2 separate regions of the Homo sapiens genome follow, and region 1 is linked to region 2. Evidence: chromatin contacts called from ENCODE Hi-C or POLR2A ChIA-PET data. All regions are on one chromosome and are shown on one strand. The core of a region is the stretch at or near the end of the contact, and the rest is flanking DNA. Distances in the headings are between cores, read along the strand shown.

Evidence for each region. A loop is a pair of places that touch in the nucleus more often than their neighbours do. ChIA-PET counts read pairs that join two places held with the same protein, here RNA polymerase II (POLR2A). Pooled maps may share reads with other maps.
Region 1: a loop to region 2 is called in a map of naive thymus-derived CD4-positive, alpha-beta T cell, with 4 times the contacts of the local background. The contact joins two enhancer-like sites. A Hi-C loop is called at or near these places in 1 of 168 maps with a recorded cell type or tissue (naive thymus-derived CD4-positive, alpha-beta T cell) and 5 of 50 pooled maps. POLR2A ChIA-PET finds 5 or more read pairs at or near these places in 2 of 52 experiments (MCF 10A and OCI-LY7).

The regions. Positions count from the first base shown.
Region 1 is chr5:100,665,080-100,669,285 of GRCh38, reverse strand. No RefSeq gene overlaps it. Among named protein-coding and RNA genes, the nearest start is that of FAM174A, 130 kb to the right of the region's middle. RefSeq lists silencers at 454-654, 1,694-1,894. Within about 2 kb of position 1,870, at least 4 of the 41 ENCODE cell types and tissues checked have a DNase peak (open chromatin) inside an H3K27ac peak, as active enhancers do.
Region 2 is chr5:100,729,134-100,733,273 of GRCh38, reverse strand. It overlaps the pseudogene RN7SKP62. Among named protein-coding and RNA genes, the nearest start is that of MIR548P, 85 kb to the left of the region's middle. Within about 2 kb of position 1,318, at least 5 of the 41 ENCODE cell types and tissues checked have a DNase peak (open chromatin) inside an H3K27ac peak, as active enhancers do.

The DNA.
Region 1 (4,206 bases), core at 621-3,120, 65 kb after region 2:
TTCTTGGGTCAGAAGATGCAGATGCTTGCTTTCTACATGGATTGCCATTGCACTAGCCATAGCTGTTTTCTCGCTTACAGTAAAATAATGTCTTCTATTACTGGAGAAAATTTAAATTTTAATAAAATCAAATGAATTGTGCTTTTCCCTTAAAATTTAATTTCCTTTATAATTTCATCATTTCATTAATAAATTATTCCATATCCTGGAGTTACAAAGATATCAAATAGGAGCCTATTTTTTCAGTTATGGATGACTTATCTACACTATTTATTAAATAGATTTTGAGAATGAAATTATTTTATTTTCTTGCTTAAGCTATCTTTTATTTGACATGTATTATTATCATTATAAATATATATTTAAATCAGAAAAAAAATAAATATTTCCATTCAAACAAAAAACATTGAACCTTTAGATTTCTCAATGATCCCATTGTCTTAACAGTAAGGAGACAGAAGAGAGGAGATCTAATACGAGTTGAGCCAGGTTCTAGGCTCCTGGTTAGACTTCATATGCAGAAGAAACTCTTATCACTGATCCCCATGGTGCTAAATATTTGAAGTACGCATCACTCCCCATTTCCTGTGTGAATCATGTTCTATTTCCATAGTATTTGGAATACTATACTTTTCTGTTTTCACTGATTTTCAATGAACCAATCAACTACCTGTTTCAGCAATGTAAGGTAAGTGACTTTCTACTGTAAATCACGTTATTTAATCCCTTTGATATTCCTATGAAGTACTTATAATTTCCAAATTTTTACAAGAAACCAAGGATCAGAAAGGTTACAATCATGCATAAGCTAAATAGCGGCAATATCAACATTTGAGCCCAGGTAGTAGTGAATCCAAACCAATATTTCTTTATTAACTGTATCATCATTTATTTTTCTTGGAGATAAGACTTAATATTTAAATCAGAATATCTTTGGGTTCACTCACAACACTTTCTTTTAGTTAACATAGTAATCTAAAACCCTAACTGTAAAGGAATTTATATCTTCTTTTCCTTTCTTTTTTTCCCTTTTTTTCCTTCTTTTCAGAGACCAAGTTTTACTCTGTGACCCAGGTTGGAGTGCAGTGATCACAGCTCACTCTAGCCTTGACCTCCCAGGCTCAAGTGATCCTCCAACCTCAGTTTCTCCAGCAGCTGGGACTAGAGGCACACACCACCACACCAACTAATTTTTATTTTCAGTTTTTGTAGAGACAAGTATCTTACTATGTTGCCCAGTCTGGTCTCAAAACTCCTGGGCTTAAGTGATCCTCCTGCCTTGGCCTCCCAAAGTGCTGGGATTACAGGTGTGAACCCCCATGCCTGGCCCTGATATTTTCCACTCTCCTTTTAAGTGAACTTTGAAGTCAAAATTCTATGGCTCTAAATTATATGGCTCACCTGAAATGTAAATACTTACCAGCACAGAAAGAAGTAATGAGGTTTTGATGGAAGTATTCCTATCTCAGAGTTAACTGTGGATATTTGTTGTACAAAAATTCATTGTTTTCTAAAAGTGAGATACATTGAAAGGAAAACATTAGGAGCCTATTAAAAATAAAGCTTAAATCACCATTTGTTTTAATTTTCTTCAAAAATTTGACTTTTGTTCACATCTCTATAAACATGTGGAGTATGTTTTTTGACAATGCAGTTACTTCCGGCATTGATAAAACCAAATAACACAAACACTCAAGGCTGTTTCCGAAAACTGAAATACAGATTTCATAACAGCCAACCACATCCTGAGTCATGCTTAAATGAGTGACACAATACAAATGTATCCTTTCTAACGTGGAAATTCTTTCAATCATCAGGCCAGCTATTGTTTGTAGCTCCTCACTTTCTTGCACAATCCTCCCTCCATTATTGTTTTGCTGTATGTCTAATTGTGGGGCTCTCCATGTTGCTATTATGAGTTTTCTAGCTGTGGATACAGATGTCACATCAATTGCAACTCTGTTTCATAGGTTATTTGGATATATTGTCTGCCATCTACAATTGGACAACTGATTGCCATGCATGAATTGCTCTAACTTCCTTCTTTTATCCAATTTCAAAACAAAGACAAACGTATCCTGCTAAGCTGCAATGAGGACAGATCTTGAGACATGAGGAGGCACTTCACACTGAATCCCCATTCTTGGGAATTTGGTATTGCTATTTCCTGAATGTAAGAACACTTTGGTGTCATAAATAAAGTCTAAGATATAAAAGACATTAACTTTTCCTCTGGGACAACAGCAGTACTTAGAAGTGCTTTCATAAGAAAAATATCTTGCAAATAAATTCTAGTCCTTTATTGCTCACAGTATCTTTGCAAAGTTCTTCCTATTAATCGAATTCTATTTTCAAAGGAAGGCCTGTTTTTGTACTATTCATTTATTTTTTATCTTGTCACTCAGAATTTTGCTAATTGGCTATAAAAATCAACTTTCTCTTTTCAGGTTAGCAAATCAACATTTTTTTTTAATCTATAGGAATCAACATAAGATGGGCTTGCAGGTCAAATTGCTGGGTTCAAATATTGACTCTGTTTTTACTAAATGGGTAACTGTCATTAAGTCTATTTCTCTGTGTCCAAGTCTTCATTTGTCAAATGAATTACAATTGGACAGATTTTACAGCTTAGGTAAAGGTTAAATTAGCTAATACATGAAAAAGATTTAGCAAAACAGCTAGGTTATACAGTCAGGTATAACATTGAAAAATATTAGCTCTAATAATTTTGGCCATGTTAGCTCTTAATAAAATGCATATATACAGGCAATATTGCTAAGTTTTGATTCAATCTTTCTCTTTGTAAGGCACCCTTATTTATTCCTAATTTATTCCTTTTGTCTTTACATTGTATTATTTATGTTGTTCAAAATCAAATATAATTCCTCTATCCTTATCCCATGTTTGTTGGATTATTTTGTTTATAAAGTGTATTTATTTGTCTAACCTTTCAATCAAGTGACAAGAATCTTGTCATTTACTGCCCAGGATAAAGAGGATAGATGGAATAAATAAGGTTGGCCCAGAGGAGTGATACAGATTTGCATGTGTGTCTCTGCCCAAATCTCATTTTGAATTGTTATCTCCAGTCTTGGAGGTGGGGCCTGGATGGAGGTGAATGGATCATGGGGGCAGATTTCTCGTGCACAGTTTAGCACCATCTTCTCGGTTCTGTCCTCAGGATAGTGAGTAAGTTCTCATGAAATCTGGGTGTTTAAAAGCAGCTGCATCCTGGCTGGGCATGGTGGTTCATGCCTGTAATCCCAGCAGTTTGGAAGGCTGAGGCAGGAAGATCACAAGGTCAAGAGATCGAGACCATGCTGGCCAACATGGTGAAAACCCGTCTCTACCTAAAAAAATACAAAAATTAGCTGGGTGTGGTGGCACACGCCTGTAGTCCCAGCTACTCAGGAGGCTGAGGCAGGAGAATTGCTTGAACCAGGGAGGCAGAGGTTGCAGTGATCCTAGATCGTGCCACTGCACTTAAGCCTGGCAACAGAGCAAGAGTGTGTCAAAATAAATAAATAAATAAATAAATAAATAAAAATTTAAAAAGCAGCTGCATCCTGACCACTCCAGCTCTAGCTCAAAGAGGCCCAGGTACAGCTTCAGCTGCTGCTTCAGAGGGTGCAAGCCTTAAGCCTTGGAGGCTTCCACTTGGTTTTAAGCCTGCAGGTGCACAGAGTGCAAGAGTTGAGGCTTGGGAGCCTCCACCTAGATTTCAGAGAATGTATGGAAAAGCCCAAGTGTCCAAACAGAGACCTACCCAGGGTCAGAGCCCTTACGGAGAACCTATACTAGTGTAATGCAGAGAGAAGATACGCGTTGGAGACCCTACACAAAATCCTCACTGGGGCACTGCCTAATGGAGCTGTGTGAAGAGGGCTACTGTCTCCCTGACCCAGAATAGTAGCTACAGTAGTAGCTTACACCCTCAGCATAGAAAATCTGCAGGCACTCAACAACCTGTAATAGCAGCCTCTGGGGCTGAACCCTGCAAAAGCCACAGGGCTAGAGCTGCTAGAGGCTTTAGGAGCCTACCCCTTGCATCATTGTTCCCTGGATGTGAAACATAGAGTCAAAGGAGGTTATTTTGGAGCTCTTAAAATGACTGCCCTGCTGGGTTTCAAACATGCGTGGAGCCTATAATACCTTTCTTTTGGCTAACTTATCCCTTTTGGAAGGGGAATGTTTACCCAATGCTTG
Region 2 (4,140 bases), core at 69-2,568:
AGCAGGGGAGCACAGCTACTCGTATACCCTTGACAGAAGACGCATCTTCCTCTATCAAGGATGGTTGTCCTCTTCTGCCAAGCATGCAGCTTCAGGAAGAACGCACATGGAGCAGTGAGGGAGGAAGGGGACACACACCTAGCCAGCTACGTCAGCCAAATCAACCCTGATGATCAATGGGGTGACAGATGTCACAGCCAGATCGCCTTCACATCCTGCCTTTATTAATACATTCTCTTAATGGTGTTAGTAAAGGAACGTTTTTTAATTTTAAAGAAACTACATTTATCAATATTTTATTTTGTAGATAATGCTTTTGGCATCATATCTAAGAAATATTTGCCTATCCCTGGGTCCTAAAAATGTCCTATGTTTTCTTCTAGAAGTCTTACAATTGTAAGTTTTATCTTCAAGTTTATAACACACTTTGAGTTAATGTTTGTATATGGTATGAGTTATGGATTTAAGTCAGGTTATTTTAACTTAAGGATTTCCAATGGTTTCAGTAACATTTACTGAAAGACTATCTTTTTTTCACTAAATTGTCTTTGTAATTTTGTTGAAAAGAAGTTGTCAATTTCTTGGTTCTTTTTCTGGATTTTGTATTTTGTTCCAATAGTCAAGTTTTTATTCATTATCTCAATGCCAAACTGTCTTGTTTATTGTACTTTTATAATAATTCCTAAAATCAGTCAGTGTTCATCTTCCAATTTAACTCCTCTTTTTCAAACTCTCTTTTGGTAATTGTAGGTTCTTTGAATTTTTGTATAAATTTTAGGACAATCTTATAAATTTATACTAGAAAACTGCTGCTTTTTTCACTTGGGATTGTGTATTGAATCTATGGTTCTATTTGAGAGCAACTGATAGCTTAACAATACTGAATCTTCAACCTGTGAACATAATGTACTTCTCCATTTATGCAGGTCTTTAACATTTTTTCTCAGCTATTTTTGATGGTTTTCAACATGTAGTCATCTTACATCTTTAAAAATATGTATTTTACATATTTCATAATTTTCATGTTACTTTAAATGGTATTTTTAACATTTCAACTTCTATTGATAGTGTGTAGAAATACAGTTATTTTGTATTTAAGAGTATTGTGATATTCTGTTATTTTTGCTTGTTTGTGTGTTCAGCACCTTCGTGCATTTTTAACTACTTCCACAGAAACCGGTGATTTTCTACTCGACAGAGATTGAGAATTTTAGCAGAAATAGAAGAGAGGTACTCCTCCATCAAAGTGAAACCACAAAAATCTTGTTTACCTTGCACTTTCTGTTTAAACACGGTTGGACCACATAGCAGCCAGATCAGTTAGAAAGGCTGCTCTTTCTTCTTCCTGTCCCTGTCTTCTCCCATCAGTGCACAAATTCTAAACCACGGGACTACTTGACTCTCCATTCTAGGGTGGCTGTGCTAGGAGTCCGTGTTCCTATAATGGATACATTCATGTACTTGGAGAATATGATCCCATGTCTATTTCCTTTAGAGAGAAGCTCTGAAAATATATTTGATAGTGAATGATCTGGAAGATTATTCCAATTTACCCTTCCAACATCTGTTTTCATGATCTCCTTTTTCTGCACTGTTTCTTCTACACTATATATTCTGCCACAGAGTGGCAAGGATAATTCAACTTGAGTATATTTTAGGTTAAAAAAGTGTTATCGACTTTTTCATAAATTATAATATACCTCTATGTATCTTTTTCCCCTTTGCATTTTTATTTAGGTTATCATGTTCTATAAATTTTATCAAATAATACAAATTAGATGAGAATGTGAAGATAGTTGATTTAAACGAGGATATCTAATTTATATGAGGATAATAGTTAATATACTATTTTTTGGTAAGGTATTAATTTGTGTTCTTAAGTTGAACTTTTATAGTTCACTATCCTATTTAAATGACAAGAGCACAAGAATTAAAGCAAGTAAATATTGAAATTCTAAAAACCCTTCCTGAAAATTCCAAGTTTTATCAAGGAGCTAATTTTTACAAAAGACTAATTTTGTACATATTTTAATTTTCTAAAATATGACGTGCCACTTCTTGTGTGTGTTTCAGTGTTTGTGAGTGTTACATATTCTGTTTCCTGAAAATAACTTGGTTTATTCAGCAAAATACAGTTCTGTTTTTTGAAGCAAACTAGATTCCTTCTTTTCAAAGTTTGATAGAAAGCATAGATATTTGCCTCTGAAGTTTTCCATAATTAACTTGGTTTGGAAGATATGTTTGAAAGTATTGATTAAATTATGTCCTTTTTCCACCTTTGTTTTTTGTTTTTTGTTTTTTGTTTTTTTTGAGACAGAGTCTCTCTCTGTCGCCCAGGCTGGAGTGCAGTGGGGCGATCTCGGCTCACTGCAACCTCCGCCTCCCGGGTTCATGCCATTCTCCTGCCTCAGCCTCCCAAGTAGCTGGGACTACAGGTGCCCCCCACCACGCCCGGCTAATTTTTTGTATTTTCATTAGAGACGGGGTTTCACCGTTCCTTTTCCTACATTTAAGCTCTCAGATAATTGAGAATATGCAATAACAAGGAAATGAGATACTAGACCAATTTGAACTAATATAAACAAATTTCCAATATTCATCTCAAGCATAAAAATACTTATGGGATCATGTTGGGCTTAGTTCTTAATTAGATCTTGAAGCTCATTTTCTTAACCACATTCCAACAACTTTGAATGACATTTTAAATACTCTGTTGCCTTGGTGTTTTATATCAATTAGCATTGTTGTTTTCTAGCTTACTTATTATTTTTTACTTATGAATTTATTAGTCTAATGACTTCATATGTATTATATGCTCATATTACCAGATGAATTTTGAGTAAGTTTTTAAATTATTTTCATTCTTCTTTAGTTAAATGGTCTCTACAGAAAACAAGATAAATTTGCATATATTCCATATGCATGCTGAATTGAGAATGCAGGTTTTTCTTAAGCAATACCCAAGGTAGTTATTTAATACTCAAGCATTTTGGCAATTTCTTTATATGCTGCTGTTGACTTTTACTGGACTAATTTCTCTATAGGCAAAAGTAAATGGCCAGTGTTAACTCAGAAGATTTTACAAGTTTGTAGTTTTACATAATTATACATAAAATAAGTCATTCAAATTTGAAGAAGTATTGAAGTTTTAATAAATTATGTTAAGTCAAGTTTAAAATCAAATGTATGCTGATTTGGGTCCAATAATAGGGATAAAATATTAAAAATTAAAAAAAGAGAAGAAACAACAAAACAGTAGAAAATGGAGAACCTAAGATTAGCAGTTGGAATTTAGATGATGTATTAATTTTTCTGGAAATCCATGTTGTTTTCTTCATTGTGTCACTTACAAACAAATATATCAAATAGTGCTTTATCAAGATAGTATTCATTTTTATATTTCTGCATTAATTAATCAAACATTTATTCAACAACATCTGTGTGCCAGATACTTTGGTAGGTACTGAGCATGCAAAAAGGAGCCAACAATATAATGGGGTAAAAACCTAGATAAGCAACTGACTCCATTCCTGTAGAGTAGTAATACTGTCTGCCTAACTTGTAATGATTCTTTAACTTTTAGCCGTAATATCACTTTTTGTAGACATTGTTCCTTGAGTAATATTCCTTACTTTCAACTGTATTAAGAGACACTACTAGGTATTTCCTCAACATTCTGTTCTTTCTTTATTGTATCACTTACCACACTTTAATGTAAATGCTTGTTTTAAAATCAAACATTCTAAGCTTTGGCAGGACAGATCAAAACTGCCTTGCTCATATTTATACCCCTTGTTCCTATCACAATACTTGGTGCGTGGTGTATGTTTACTATAAGTAGTTGAATGCATGCAAAAGGAAGAGGGAGGGAGAGAAATGCAGAGAGGAGAAACAGGGATAATGAAGGAAAAAGAAGAAAAGGAGTGAGGAAGACAAATCTCACACTGAAAACCTCCATTAAAGTCTGTTTTGGATTAAATTCTCAATTTATTTTCAGATAAGTCAAATTTACAGATAGAATAAACAATAGAAGAAGCTAAAATTCCTAAAAAATATTATTTCCCCTAAATATGCTCTGGCGAGGGTTCTGGAGACAAACATGCACATGAGGTCTCATTCTACTTTCAATCTACCACCAAA